Regions from separate parts of the Homo sapiens genome. Here region 1 is linked to region 2. The links are chromatin loops, found by intact Hi-C in ENCODE. Cell type or tissue: ovary. All regions are shown on one strand.

Region 1 (8,000 bases), 270 kb after region 2:
GGGCCTCCATTTTCCATTAAAGTCCAGGAGTAAAACCATATACGGTTGCATAAATTAAAAGTCACTCTTGAATTCAGTGCTAATAAAACTTTCTGCAATGATGGAAATATTCTGTAGCTGCATCGTCTAATATGGTGGTCACCAGCCATATGTGGCTACTGAGCACTTGAAATGTGAAGTGCTCATTTCATTCTGAAAGAACTGAATTTTAAATTTTATTTCTTTTTTTTTTGGTGGGCGGGGAGCGGTTTGAGACAGAGCCTCGCTCTGTCACCCAGGCTGGAGTGCAGTGGTGCAATCTCGGCTCACTGCAACCTCTGCCTGCCGGGTTCAAGCGATTCTCCTGCCTCAGCTTCCCGAGTAGCTGGGATTATAGGTGCCTGCCACCATGCCCGGCTAATCTTAGTATTTTTAGTAGAGACGGGGTTTCACCATGCTGGCCAGGCTGGTCTCGAACTCCCGACCTCAGGCACTTCACCCACCTCGGCCTCCCAAAGTGCTGGGATTACAGGCGTGAGCCACCGCGCCCAGCCTCTAATTTTATTTCATTTAAACTTCATTTATTTAGAGACAGGGCCTGCTGTGTCGCCCAGGCTGGAGTGCAGTGGCATGATCACAGCTCACTGCAGCCTCAGTCTCCCGGGCTCAAGTGATCCTCTCACCTCAGCCCCTGGAGTAGCTGGGACCACAGGTGTGCACCACCACACTCACCTAATTAAAAAAAAATTTTTTTTGTGGAGATAGGGGTCTCACTATGTTGCATAGGCTGGTCTTGAACTCCTGAGCTCAAGCAATCCTCCTGCCTAGGCCTCCCAAAGTGCTGGGATTACAGGTGTGAGCTGCCACCTCAGCCATTTAATTTTTTTTTTTTTTGAGACGGAGTCTTGCTCTGTTGCCCAGGCTGGAATTTAGTGGCGTGATCGATCTCAGGTCACTGCAACCTCTATCTCCCGGGTTCAAGCAATTCTGCTGCCTCAGCCTCCCGAGTAGCTGGGACTACAGGTATGCACCACCATGTCCGGCTAATTTTTGTATTTTTACCAGAAGTGGGGCTTCGCCATGTTGCCCAGGCTTGTCTTTAACTCCTAAACTCAAGTGACCCTCCTGCCTCAGGCCCCCAAAGTGTTGGGATTACAGGTGTGAGCCGCCGTGCCTGGCCCCCAGACATTTAAATTTAAGGAGTCCCATATTGGCTGGGCACGGTGGCTCATGCCTATAATCCCAGAACTTTGGAAGGCTGAGGCAGGAGGATCACTTGAGTTCAGGAGTTCAAGACAAGCCTGGGCAATGTGGTGAAACCCCGTCTCTACCAAAAATACAAAAACAGCCCGGTGTGGTGGCCTGAGTCTGTGGTCCCAGCTACTCAGGAGGCTGGGGTGGAAGAATCGCTTGAGCCTGGTAGGTGGGGGTTGCAGTGAGCTGAGATGGCACCACTGTACTTCATCCTGGGTGACAGAGTGAGACTCCAGAATCACATATGGCTAGTGGCTATGGTATCAGACAGTACAGCTCTATATAGAAAACATAGAGACACCAGAGGTCTCCCATGTCAAAGACATGTCTACTCTTGGGACAGTGTTGCAATAAAAAAGGTATCATCTTAAAAAGTTTGAGAGATCTAAATAAATTTAAGCCTTTTTTTTTTTTTTGCTAATGAGGTGAAAGAGTATCAATTCCCTTAAAAAATTTAACCACCAGGCAAAGGTCTTTTTGCAAAGAAAAATTTGGAGTGTTTTAAAAATAAGAGTTTTTTTTTCTAAAAATTGTATCCTATTAAATAAAAATTTAACTACAAAAATAAAAAGGTTTTGGGGATTGTGGAAATAATATATTCAGAGGGATTATAGTTATAAATGACATAAGAATTTGGATTGATCTGAATACTCTCTTTCTTGCTAAATCAAGCCTTCTTTCATCTGTCAGGGTTTTCCTGAGAAATGAAGCAGTAAAACTCTGCAGCAATAACTTGGATATATGTTAGTTGGGCTATACCAGTGGTTCTCGGCCTTAGTGGTACATTGGAATCATCTGGGCTATACCAGTGGTTCTCGGCCTTAGTGGTACATTAGAATAATCCGGGCTATTCCAGTGGTTCTCGGCCTTAGTGGTACATTGGAATCATCTGGGCATCTTTACTAAAACACTGGTGCCTGGGCCCCATCCCCAGAAATTCTCATTGAATTCTATCCATGCTGAGCCCAGACCAAACTTCCTAGGTGACTTTACTCACTAATTACTGAGCTAACTCATCACCACCAGGTGATTCTAATATCCAGCCAGGGCTGACAGCCACAGGCCCGGCTAGTTTTTGTATTTTTTGTAGAGAGGGGGTTTTTCATGTTGCCCAGGTTAGTCTCAAACTCCTGAGCTCAAGCGATCCTCCCACCTTGCCCTCCCAAAGTGCTGGGATTCCAGGCATGAGCCACAGCACCCGGCCTCTGTTTTTCTTTTGTAAATTACCCAGTCTGTGGTATTCTGTCACCGCAACAGAAAGCAAACTAAGACAGGTGGTTGATGATGCAGAAGAGCATCTACTTTTTCTAGCTTCAGGAAAAGAGAGCGTACGTCCCTCCTTCTCATCTTTAAGATTCTTTCACCAGGCATCAGAAGAGCAGGGCCTGCAGTTTTCAGGGGTGAGTGCTTGAATCCCATCAACAAGCACTGAGGAGGGGGATGGAAGCAAGCTGAGAAGCGGAAGACTTCAAATATATATATATATTTAAAGGGCAGAGAGGAGTATTAACAAGTGGAGTATGGGGCCTGCAATATTTTGCATTTGCAGTGTAGACCTGTTAGTTCACAGCTGTCTGGTCAGCTGCCCCATTTATCCATGGAGTTTGAGGCTTCCATGCTGTTTCCATCACAGACTTCTCACCCAGAAAGCTGCAGGGACTCTATGACTAGACACACCAGGATACACCAGTCTTTTTTTTTTTTTTGAGACAGAGTCTCGCTCTGTCATCCAGGCTGGAGTGCAGTGGCATGATCTTGGCTCACTGCAACCTCCACCTCCTGGGTTCCAGCGATTCTCCTGCCTCAGCCTCCCAAGTAGCTGGGATTACAGGCATGCGCCACCATGCTCGGCTAATTTTTGTATTTTTAGTAGAGACGGCTGGCCTGGCTGGTCTTGAACTCCTGACCTCAGGCGATCTGCCCGCCTCAGCCTCCCAAAGTGCTGGGATTACAGGCCTGAGCCACCACACCCAGCCTAGGGTATGCCACTCTTTAAGGATCTGTCCTGATGAGCTGTCACAGCTTCTTTGGATAAGCCTGCTTCTGTGGCTTCAACCTCTTATGATCAGACAAGACTTCCGTAGGTTGACTTGGCCACTGCCTGTTGTAGCTCAAGCACATTTCTTCCCGTCAGCTTCTATGGAGACAGCGAGCAACCATTTGGGTCCTTGCAATCATAAACAAGCTGTTTTTAAATCATCAGTGAATGAAGGGGGACATCACACACCGGGGCCTGTTGTGGGGTGGGGGGAGGGGGGAGGGATAGCATTAGGAGATATACCTAATGTAAATGACGAGTTAATGGGTGCAGCACAACAACATGGCACATGTATACATATGTAACAAACCTGCACGTTGTGCACATGTACCCTAGAACTTCAAGTATAATAATAAAACAATACTAGGCAATAATTAAAAGTTTCCAACGATTGATATAGCCACGAATGTGGAGGAATTTAAAATCTTTTTCTCAATGAAAGAAGACTTACACAGCTAGATGAATCTCTAAATGGGCAAAACTAATTTATGTTCAAAGAAATCTGAACCTTGATCATCTGAGGGGTTGTGGTGTATAAGATTTGACTGTAAGGGGGCCCCAGTGAACTTAATGGTATATTGGAAACACTCATTTTTTTTTAGAAATATGAGTTTCAGCCATGTACATATTTTTCAAAACACGTCAAACTGTAACATTTAAGATCTCTGCGTTTAATCTAAACATATCTCAATTTCAAAAATGAAAAAAAAAAAAGAAAAGGAGAAGCCTAAAAATTAAACTCCAGGACAACCAATAAGTTATAGAAGAGGAGAAATGTGATCATTGTTCTCGACACTGCTTTGTTGTGAATAATACTAACAAAGGTAAAATAATGAAAATACAAAATATCAACTTAAAAAAAATTATCAGTGAAATTCTTCCCAAGTCAAGAGCCAAGAACCTACAGCTGCTGTAACTTTTTTCTTTTTTTCCTTTTTTGAAGAGATGAGGTCTTACTCTGTCATCCAGCCTGGAGTGCACTGGGGTGATTATAGCTCACTGCAGCCTCAAACTCCTGAACTCAAGCCATTTTCCTGCCTCAGCTTCTCCGGTGGCTGGGACTACAGGCATGTGTCACCCTCTCCAGCTAATTTTTAATCGATTTTCAGAGTTGGGGGATAGTTATGTGGTCCAGGCTGGTCTCAAACTCCTGGGCCGAAGCGATCCTCCAACGTCGGCCTTAGGAGCAGCTGGGATTACAGGTGTGAGCCCCCACACCCACCTTCCTATAACTTTTCTTACTACTAATAAAAATAATCTCCATTCTCCAAGTGCCTGCTCTGTGTCAGCCACTGTACTAAGTACTTTACACACACTGTTTCATTTCACCCTTCAGTAGTCCTATGAAGTAGGTAGCATTATTCTCATTTTACTGGTTAAGAAACTGAGGTTTAGGCCAGGCACGGCGGCTCACACCTGTAATCCCAGCACTTTGGAAGGCTGAGGCGGGTGGATCACTTGAGGTCAGGAGTTTGAGACCAGCCCCGCCAACAAGGTGAAACCACATCTCTACTAAAAATACAAAAATTAGCCGGGTGTGGTGGCACACGCCTGTAATCCCAGCTACTTGAAAGGCTGAGGCAGGAGAATAGCTTGAACCCGGGAGGTGGAGGTTGCAGTGAGCCAAGATCACTCCACCGTGCTCCAGCCTGGACAACAGAGTGGGCTAGGTCTCAAAAAAAAAAAAAAAAAAAAAAACCAAACTGAGGTTTAGAGAGATGAAATGTTTTTCCCAGCATGAAAATCCGAAGTGTCAGAGGCTGAGGTCAGCCCGGGCCCTGCTGGCTCTCTCGTTACGCTCTTCACGGCCTTGCTGTTTCTGCGGTGGCTTGAAGGAGGGGAAGTCAGAGAGGGGCCAGGCTGCAGTCGTTTCTCTGCGGTACATGAGGGTGAGGGCTCTGAAAACCATCCTCATGGGTGACTACTAAGATAGTCAGGCTGTGGGATCATCCCACTTGCTTCAGCCTAGACCTTCCTGTCCACGAAACTGCACACATTTGTGAGCACTCGCCACGTGGCTGCCGTGAACGCCCGTGGACATCGGGACATGGCAGTGACCCAAACAGAAAAAACCCCCACTCCCAATGGCATTTTAGAGGGGGGACAGACAATTAACAAGGTTAGTAAGTACAGCATATGTTATTTACTTGTTTATTTATTTAGAGGCAAAATCTTGCTCTGTTGCCCAGGCTGGAGTGCAATGGCATGATCTCGGCTCACTGCAACCTCCACCTCCCAGGTTCAAGTGATTCTCTTGCCTCAGCCTCCCAAATAGTTGGGATTACAGGCACCTGCCACCATGCCTGGCTAATTTTTGTATTTTTAGTAGAGACGGGATTTCACCATGTTGGCTAGGCCGGTCTTGAACTCCTGACCTGAAGTGATCTGTGTCTTGGCCTCCCAAAGTGCTAGGATTACAAGTGTGAGCCATTGCACCCAGCCACATATAGTATGTTTGATGGCAGTAGTGCTAAGGAGAAAAAAATAGCAGGCAGGGTGAGTAGGAAAAGCTGGAGAAGGGTGAGCCTTTTTAGAGCAGCCTGTCTGGGGTCAGAGCAGCCCAGGCAGACAGAGTGGAAAGGACCAGCCCTAAAGCCTGGCGTGTGCTCAAGGGGGTCAGTGTGGCTGCAGCACAGGGGATGGGGGTCAGCAGGGAAGAGCGCGGAGAGATAAGAGGCAGAGTCAGCTAGGGGCTGCAGGCCCACGCTAAGGTCTACAGCTTTTCTCTAACTGAAAATGCATTTAGAGAAGGCTTTTAAGGAGGGGAGTGACAGAATTGAATCAGATCTTTCTGAAAACTGCTGAGAGTAGGTTGCAACGGGGTGAAGACAGAGCCGTGGGGCCTGTTAGGACACTACTGAAGTAACCCAGGTGAGGAATGATGGTGGCAGTGGGGGAGATGGAAAGGAATTGGGTTTGGATGTATTTTGAAGGTATTGCCAACAAGACTTCCTAATGAGCTGGCTGTGTGGGGTGAGAGAATGCAAACTGAGGAATGTCTTTGGTCTGAGCAACTAGAAGAATAAAGTTGCCTTGAACTGAAATGGGGAGACTGCCAAAAGGCTGGCTGAGTGGAGAACTGGGAGCTCTGTGAGGCTGGAGATGCCCATCGTCTAATGGCAGTGGGTAGGTGGGTGTGGAGCTCAGGGGAAAGGGTCTTCCTGATGATAAAAATTAGAGAATCAGGCTGGGAGCAGTGGCTCATGCCTGTAATCCCAGCACTTTGGGAGGTCGAGGCAGGCAAATCACTTGAGGTCAGGAGTTCGAGACCAGCCTGGCCAACATGGTGAAACCCCATCTCTACAAAAATACAAAAATTAGCCGGGCATGGTGGCAGGTGCCTGTAATCCCAGCTACTTGGGCCACTTGGCAGGCTGAGGCAGGAGAATCACTTGAACCTGGGAGGCGGAGGTTGCAGTGAGCTGAGATCATGCCACTGCACTCCAGCTTGGGCGACAGAGTGAGACTCCATCTCCAAAAAAAATTAGAGAATCATCGTTATATCCATCATATCCATCTACACCTATCAGATATGCAGTATTTAAAGCCATAAGACAAGCTGAGATTTCCTCAGCATTGAGTATAGGTATGCAAGAGAACGTCCGAGGATTGAGCCCTGGAGCACACTGACAGTTAGAGGTCAAGGATAGGAAAAAGACAAACAAGGCCGGGCGCGGCGGCTCATGCCTGTAATCCCAGCACTTTAGTCAAGGATAGGAGGATAGGAAAAAAACCAACAAGGCCAGGCGCGGCGGCTCACACTTGTAATCCCAGCACTTTAGTCAAGGATAGGAAAAAGAACCAACAAGGCCGGGCGCGGCAGCTCACGCCTGTAATCCTAGCACTTTAGGAGGCTGAGGTGGGGGGATGGCTTGAGGCCAGCTTGGGCAACATATCGAGACCTCATCTCTATTAAACATTTAAAAATTAGCCAGGTGTGGTGGTGGGCACCTGTGGTCCCAGCTACTCGGGAGGCCGAAGTGGGAGGATCACTTTAGCCTGGGAGGTCAAGGCTGCAGTGAGCTTTGATTGGGCCACTGCTCTCCATCCTGGGTGACAAGGCAAGATCTTGTCTCAAAACCACCACCACCACCACCAACAAAACCAACAAAAGTGCTTGAGAGACGGTGTCTAGAAAGGCAGGAGGAGAACCAGGAGTGGGCAGCATCCTGGAAACCGAGAGAAGAAGGCGGTTCAAGGAGGAGACAGCGTCAGTTGCATGTCATGTCACCAACGGGTCAAGCAAGAAGAGGGCCGACAGGTGACCATGGAATTCACCAGTGACCTGAACACTGATTTAGTGGCATGGTGGGGGCAAAAGTCCAGCTGTGGTGAATTCGAGTGAGGACCGGAGGAGAGAAATCAGAGGCAGAGAGAAGAAGAGTGTCCTCCATTCTTTCAAGGAGTTTTGTTGTGAAAGAAGGTAGAGAAGTGGAGTGGAAGCTGGAGGGGGAAGTGAAGTGAAGAGAGCTGTTTTTTCTTTTCTTCTTAAGATGGGAGAAATACAGTATGTTTATGAGCTGATGGGATTAATTCAATCGAGAAGGAAAATGCGGAGGTGCAGGAGAGAGAAGACAGAGCGGCAGGAGAGATGTCCGCGAGTGGGCCGCAGGGGCTGGGATCCCATCCCACGGAGGGGCAGGTGGGGGCAGGGCAGCTCACCCACGCCGCGGGGAGAAGGCTGAGTGCTCAGACACAGACACGGGGGGTGGGTGGGCGCGCTGGTGAG
Region 2 (8,000 bases):
CATTTTAAATTAAGTAACTTAGTCTCAGCTACTAGGAAGGCTGGGGCAGGAGGACGGCTGGAGGCCAGGGGTTCAAGGCTGCAGTGAGCTATTACACACCTGTAAATGGCCACTGCACTCCACCTGGGCAGCACAGCAAGACCCTGTCTCTAAAAACATTTCGTAATAAAACAACTTACAACTTCATAAAATGAATATTCTAGCTGGATGATAAAAGGCTGTAATTGTCTTAAACACATAAGAGAAGCACAGTCTGACCCAGGGATAGGCAGCGAGCGGCAAGAAGAGCAAATAAACCTAAGAGAGAGTTCGAAGGAGTCATCAGACTTCATGAGGGAGAGGAAAGTCAAAAGAGTTAAGAATTTCTTATCAGTTGGTAATGAGTTACAAATATCGAGGACTGCATCAATCACTGAGTTCAGAAAATAGAAGGAGAAACAGGCCAGGCGCGGTGGCTCACATCTGTAATCCCAGCACTCTGGGAGGCTGTGGGTGGGAGGATCACTTGAGGCCAGGATTTCAAGACCAGCCTGGGCAACACAGCAAGACTGCCATGTCTACAAAAAATTTTAAAAATTAGTCGAGTGTGGTGGCACGTGCCTGTAGTCCCAGCTACTCAGGAGACAGAGATGGCAGGATCGGTTGAGCCGAGGAGTTCAAGGCTGCAGTGGACTATGATCCTGCAATTGTACTCCAGCCTGGGTGACAGAGTGAGATCGTGTCTCTAAAAGAAATACCAATAAATGTGCAAAATAAATAAAAATAAATTTTTAAAAAGGAAGTAAAAAAGTTTAGGTGAAGGGAAATGAAGAGTTCAATCTGGGACATGTTGAATTTCCAACATGCTTGTTCTTGCTGGTTATGCCATGAAAACCCTGACCATCTCTCAGGGCTATGCCGCAGTGAGCAGCCTCGAGAGATGACATAATGTCTCCCTCCAGGCCAAAGAGCAGGCTTGCTTCCTGCTTGCTATAAAAGCAGTAGATATCCCCTGTTCTGTTCCCTGAAATTCTCTGTTCTGAAAGCTCTGTTCCCTTTCTGTGATGCCACCCATTTCCTGTGCAGGCATCCAGCTGGGCCCATCACCAGGAAAAGGTGAGGGCAGGAGTAACTGTCACCCACAAGCTGATGCTCATGTTGCCTGCTGTGCCAAGAGGAATGAAGTCCTTTGTCACTGACTCAGGAGTCTCAAGTCTTGTGCCAACATCCATGAGACAGTAACAAGCTAACTTGCTAGCTTACAAGTGGGGTAAAATCAAACCACAGACTTGATACTCATAAGAGTGCGAAGTGCAGGAGAAGGATCTGGCTGGAGACGTGGATCCGGTCATGAAGCCACAGGAGCAGAAGAGCTCCTCTACGTAGAATGTATTGGCTGGGAAAGAGAAGGAAGAGGTCTGAGGAGTACCCACATTCAAGGAACGATCCAAGAAAGAGGAACCCGCATGAGAGATGGAGCAGAGCAGCCAGAGAGGGAAGTGAACATCCAGGAGAGGGCCGGGGCGTGGAGGCTAAGGAGAAAAAAAATGGAAAGTCATCCTTGGCTTTCCGATGCTGCTGAGAGGTCGAGGGAGGTAAATTCTGAGAAACAGCCACTGGAGTTAGTAAAAAAGGAGATCAGCTATGATTTTGACAAGGGCACTCTCCGTTGAAGGTGGAGGAGAAATTAGATTGCAGTGGGTCAAGGAGGATCTAAGAAGTGAAAGGGAGAAGTCAGGCATGGTGACAGATGCCGGTAGTCCCAGCTACTCATGAGGCTGAGGCGTGAGGATCACTTGAGCCCAGAGGAAGTGGGGGCGAAGGTTGCAGTGAGCAGAGATCGTGATGTGAACAGACACTGACTTGGCACTCCAGCGTGGGCAACATACACAGACCCCCACATCAAAAAACAAACAAACAAAAACCCCAAAAAACAAACAGAAGTAAAGGGGAGGGAAGGGGTGTCTGGAGAGGAACATGGTGTTAAAGAGGATGTTTTTTCTTTTTTGATACTGAAGACCTGAATGATGTGAGCATATTTTAATGCTACTGGGAAAGAGCCCGTGCAAAGAAGGCTGATGCGGGCGTTGTTCACTGGGTGGGTGGGTTTCCTGAGAGGGTGGGAGGGCCTTGGCCAGGCACTTAGCGCTCAGTGTTCTTCCAGCCACCCCCATCCTAGGTCCTGCCGCCTGCAAGGTGCTACATGTGAGAGAATGGCAAGTTCTTCCCTATCATAGGAAATTTCCCTCTCCCTCTTTCACATCCCCTTGAGGAACCCATCACCATCCTCTTCTCTGCTGAGCGAATCTGCTATGGTCTCACCTGCCCGGGTAGACCCCAGAAAACAAAGCCCACGTGATTGACATCTTGCAGGCATTAAGCAACTTCTTTCTCTCTAGTCTCGAATCACAAAGGCCTGATGATATAAGAAAAAAAGGCAAAGATTCTTTTGCTGATGAGGCCACAGTGGCCTGAAGAACAATACCACGGCTTCCTCAAGAACTCTCCCTGTACACCTACAAACTGCTCCACTAGCCCACCTATATCTCACCTATGTTCTTCTCTTTTCCTCTACTGCACTGGATGAGGTTCCTTCCTCTTATGGAAAGCTAATCTCTCCATTGAGCTCTGGGGCCCTGGAAGCTGTGCTAAGGCTCCCTGTGGCTGAGCCTGGTGCAGACGACACGGATGCTGTCCCTGTCTCAGGCCTAGACAGCTCATGAGCACAATGCTTTTCCTCTCTCCAGTTTCCCCCAGAGACTGCACTAAGCCTTGGAGTCCCAGAACAGCAAGTCTTCTCTGAGTATCATTGATGGGTTCTTGGAAACTACAACCGTAAGCAAAAGGACATATAACAAAACCATTTTTTTTTCTCATCAACTTTGTAACAACATTATTCAAAGACTTGCTGTACATCATTTCATTTAAAGTCGCAGTTTCCAACAACTGATTGAAAGGTTAAGAGAAGACTTACTGTACAATATAAGAGCCAAAAAGAAGCCACGAAAACTACTAACTTTTTATTGGTCTTGACAAGTAGGGGCACAAGATTTAATCAGACTTAGAAAAGTAATGTGACTTATCTGTTATCTCAAGTTTTATCATACAATTCATATCTGTATCCCTAGTTTGTCTTTGGAAATGGGATGATGAAGAAACTCACATAAAAAGACTTCTCTGTCCTCTGTGTAGTACAAGGCAAGGTCCTCTGCTGAGAGTGAATGGCACGGAAGAAAAGAGACAGTCTGAGCTGTGGCTGCGCTCCCTCCAGCACTTACCGTCACCACAACTTGCCACCAGGTGTGTATCTCTCAAGATGGCAAGCCTCCTTCTCACTCTCACATTCTAAAACCTGCACTTCTCCAGAGCTGCTGGGTATTTCTGGGTGCTCCCCAGAGGCCCCCTCTATTCTTCTCCACCTGCCCAGCTTCTCCAGCCGACTGACCTCTGCTTCTGTGCCAGGCTCCCTTGCCTCAGGCTCCCTGCTGTGCGCAGTCAACACAAGGCATGGCATGCATCTTCTACTGCTGTGTAACAAGCTGCCCGCCACAGAGTGATGGAATCAACCACGGCTTATTCTTTTCCGCCATCCTGCGGGTTGGCTGCGTGGTTCCTCCGCTAGCTTGGCCTAGGCTCACTCACGCAGCTGTGCTTGGCAGTTAATCTACACACGGCTGCTCAGTCCTCTACACTCAGCCACTCAAAATGGCCACTGTCACCACCCTGAACTCTGGGCCCTTCACCCTCCATCCTGCCTGCTGTTAGTCCATAATCCTGAACATCTCAATTTTCACTTTCTTTGTTCCTGCAAAGCACTGCTGCAATAAATAATAAAATAAAAAAGCGTGGCCTATGACAAATTCACCCCCATCCAACATCAAATCTGTCCTGGGTGTTGCCTAACAATCCGCTCAGTCGTCTGTTGACTTCCTGGCAAACTCCCTCAAAACAGCTATTCTGCAGCATCTCTTGCCTCAAGCTCCAAAGTACTCCCTCCCTTCATCTCAGAAAACGTCCTTATCACCCACTTCCCTCCCTTCATCTCAGAAAACGTCCTTATCACCCACTGCACTCAACAGATGTGAACTGCACGATCACTGGGTGCTATTATTAATCCTCACGTCACCTTTACAGTCGCTGACTTTGTACCACTTTAGAGGAATGTCCTATAGCTCTTGCCTCGTGCTCGTAGCCTTGGAGAAATAAAAAGTGCTCCTCCTCAAAGAAGCAAATCTCCCTCTTAGTTTTTCGTTTCCACACTCAGCTCTTGTTCTTCACACAATTACCTCTCCCTCTCAGCATCTTCATTATTTTCTTTATTAGCTGTTTCCTCTTTTGCCTTAAAATATTCAGGTATCTTCCTTATCTTGAAAAAACTTGATAGGTGCTTCGCCACTCTATTCTATTTCCCGGCTTCCTTTCACTAATCACAACACTTCTTCTAAATGGCTTATCTTGTAACCGCCAGCTTCATTTCGCAACATCCACCCCATGCCTCACCGCGCTGCAGAATCCTGCCATCGGTAGCTCTCCACTGCTCAGCCAATCAGCCAGTGTCTCCCTCCCACTCCCTCCCTTCCCTCCTCATCTCCACTTCCCTTTCTCCAATAACCTCCTTACTGTCCCCTACCCCCAAGCTTCTGGCTGCAAAATAATATCGATGGTTTTGTCTTCCTTTTGGGTGGGGGGGATTGAGGAGATGGGGTCTGCTCTGTTACCCAGGCTGGAGAAGTGGCACGATCACACTCACTACATACTCAAACTCCTGGGCTCAAGCGATTCTCCTGCTTCAGCCTTCCGAGCAACTGAGACTACAAGTACACACCATCATGCCCAGCTGATTTTTTTTTTTTCTTAATAGAGACAGAGTCTTGCTATGTTGCCCAGGCTGGTCTTGAACTCCTGGGATCAAGCAATCCTCCTACCTCAGCCTCCCAAAGTAGTGGGATTACAGGCATGAGCCTGGCCAGGTTGCTACAGTTTAAAGTATTACAGAAGGTGGCCTGGACAACATGGCAAGTCCCCATCTCTACCAAAAATTTTTTAAAAATTATTGGGGTATGGTGGCGCATGCCTGTAGTCCCAGCTACTTGGGGGAGGATTGCTTGAGCCCAGGAGGTTGAGGCTGCAGTGAACCGAGATCGTGGCACTGCACTCCAGCCTAGGCAACAGAGTGAAACCCTGTCTCAAAGTAAAAAAATAAAATATTTCAGAAGGCTAAGAGAATAAGCAGAATCTTAGATCTGGACAAAAAGAAGAGGACTGACCTCAATAAGAGCACTTGCAGAGGAGAAAAAGAGGAAGAAAAAACTCCAAAAAAGAGCCAGCAAAAAGAAAATTGAGATCACAAGTATAGAGTACACCGTGGAGGAATATGGCTATTAAAGAGAATGATGCACATCCTACCCAATAGCTGAGAGTTCCACAGCACTTACTGTGTGCCAGGGACTGTCCTGACACAGTAATCCCTACATTAACTCACTGAACCCTCACAACAACTAGGAGGTAGGTACTATTATTGTCCCCACTTTACAGATAGAAAACTAAAGCTCAAAGACATTAAATAACTTGTCAGGGATCACGTAGAGTTAATATTCAAGCAGTGACCCCCTCAGCACTAGGGAAATATAGGAGAGAGCTGGGGAGAAGTCTGACAAGAAGGATGAGTAGAAAACGGGGATGAGGGCTGGGCGCGGTGGGTCACGCCTGTTATCCCAGGAGTTTGGGAAGCCAAGGTGGGCAGATCACCTGAGGTCAGGAGTTCGAGACCAGCCTGGCCAGCATGGTGAAACCCCATCTCTACTAACAAGAGCGAAAATCCGTCTAATAAAAAAAGGGAAAAGAAAAAAGAAAAAAAAGACAACGGGGATAAGAACAAAAGAAAGTCACTCCCAATGGGAGAAAAGTAGATTAAGTAGCTTTCTGGCTCAAGAATGAACATCTTCTCTAGGTCTTCCAGGAGGAACAGTCCTCACATCCCTCTCCCCTTATACCAGGATCATGATCTGCATGGATGTGATGGCCTCTAGCCATCAGGTTCGTCTTCGCAGAATCCAGTTCTACAGTGACTTATTACGCGTGCCAGACTCTGGTGTAAGGTGCTTTAAATATTCTTCCTCACTTCTTCCTCATGACAGCTTTGTGTGAAAGGTACTATTTTACAGATGAGGAAAAGTGAACCACAGAAAGGTTAAGACATTTTCCCAAGATCACACCGGTAGCAAATGGTGGAAACGGGATTCACACACACAGCCTAGCTCTCATGCTACCTGCCACTGCGACTGCTGCCTCTCACAAATCTCAGTCAAGCACTTGGACTTAAAGGAGAACTTCTGAACTATACCACAGTGCTTCCAAAGAAAGCTGTGGATATTCCACCCCACGGGAGCTTTGACCGTAGATCCAGGGCCGCAAATTGTTGACCCAAGTGACAAATTTGGCCATCGGGTATTTTTGTTGTTGTTGTTGTTGATGATTTTTTCTTATTACAGTTTTTTTTTAGTCTAGGATTGGCGTGTTTATTTGTTTAGGTGGGGCATACATACATGTCATGAGTACAGTATGAACTCTGTCAGATTCTCACTTTTATATCACAGGCTGGCCCCCATAAGAATTTCGGTCTATCACTCCCAGAAAATATCAGTTTTGTACTGTTTAGAAATGCACCTGCAAGAAGCAGAGGAATGAGCCAAATGACACCTTAACCCAAGTGATCTGACTCTAAGGTTATTTTTAAGAGCACACACAGACACTGTGGCTTATGTAAGAGAATGTTCTTGTCTTAGAAGACCTACACTGAGGCTGGGCACGGTGGCTCATGCCTGTAATCCCAGCACTCTGGGAGGCCGAGGTGGGTGGATCACTTGAGGCCAGGAGTTGGAGACCAGCCTGGCCCACATGGCAAAACTTTGTCTCTACTAGAAATACAAAAATTAGCCAGCTGTAGTGGTACACACCTGTAAGTCCAGCTACTCGAGAGGCTGAGGCATGAGAATCACTTGAACCTGGGAGGTGGAGGTTGCGTGAGTCGAGATCGAGCTACTGCACTCCCATCTGGGTGATGGAGTGGGACTCTGTCTCAAAAAAAAAAAAAAAAAGAAAAGAAAAAGAAAGAAAGGAAGACCCCAGCGGTGCACACCTATAGTCCCAGCTACTTGGGAAACTGGGGTGGGAGGACCACTTGAGCCCAGGAGTTCATGTCCATTTCCCACCTGGACAATATAGCAAGACACCTTTCTCCAAAAAGAAAGAAAGAAAGAAAGAAGATCCACAGTGAAGCATTTCAGGGAAAGGTTACAATGTTTACAGTTTACTCTCAAATAGTCTAGCAAAATGGTGATGATGAAAATAACAATAATAATAAAATGTATAAATAGGTATGTGTGTTTGTGCATATATAGAGAGAAACGGGGGAGAGAGGGAGAAGGAGAAAGAGGAGGCAAAAACAAATGTGGCAGATCATGAGGGATTGGCGAATCTAAGTAAAAGTGTGCAGGAGTTCAGGGCAACACTCTTACCGTTTAGAAGTTTGAAATTTTTTAAATAAAAAGATTTTATTTAAAAAAAAAACAAGATAAGCACATTTCACTCTCATCCATCAAAACCACAGTAATAACAAAGGATAACAGAAACCCTGCCTCATATACATAAACTACTTATACAACAATTTACTCTGGTGTTATACTATCTGTATCACTTTGGCTTCAGAAGCTGGTTATGAAGGATGTCTTAATCCTCAGTTTCATAACAAAATATATTAGTTACAACATTTTCACTCAGTACTTCAGAAACTTGGAGACCCTGGATAGACCTAAAATATTGTTTCCTGAAGTAAAAGTTGAGATGAGGCTGTGTATCAGCCTACCATTCCTTGCAGGTAAAAGAAAGGCACAGTGGACCCTTCAACAACATGGTGTGAACAACACAAGCCCACTTAGATGTGGATTTTCTCCTGCCTCTGCCACTCGAAACAAGACCAACCCCTCTTCCTCCTCCTCCTCCTCCTCAGCCTCCTCCATGTG

What was found. Peaks named below come from ENCODE experiments on the same cell type or tissue, not always from the same donor. Only the 100,000 strongest peaks of a DNase experiment are listed, where the experiment ranks them.
Region 1: it touches region 2 in a loop (2.6-fold over the local background); 14 of 110 quality-filtered maps call a loop at or near these places.

What each region holds. Positions count from the first base shown.
Region 1 is chr1:244,780,533-244,788,532 of GRCh38, reverse strand. All of the region lies in intron 1 of LOC107985372 (a long non-coding RNA gene), which reads left to right. Among named protein-coding and RNA genes, the nearest start is that of COX20, 51 kb to the left of the region's middle. In ovary, no CTCF peak of the experiment used is centred here; no DNase peak of the experiment used is centred here.
Region 2 is chr1:245,048,063-245,056,062 of GRCh38, reverse strand. The region is part of intron 3 of DRC8 (dynein regulatory complex subunit 8); the gene reads right to left. Among named protein-coding and RNA genes, the nearest start is that of EFCAB2-AS1, 81 kb to the right of the region's middle. RefSeq lists an enhancer at 3,487-3,988. In ovary, no CTCF peak of the experiment used is centred here; DNase peaks (open chromatin) are centred at 1,778 and 4,492.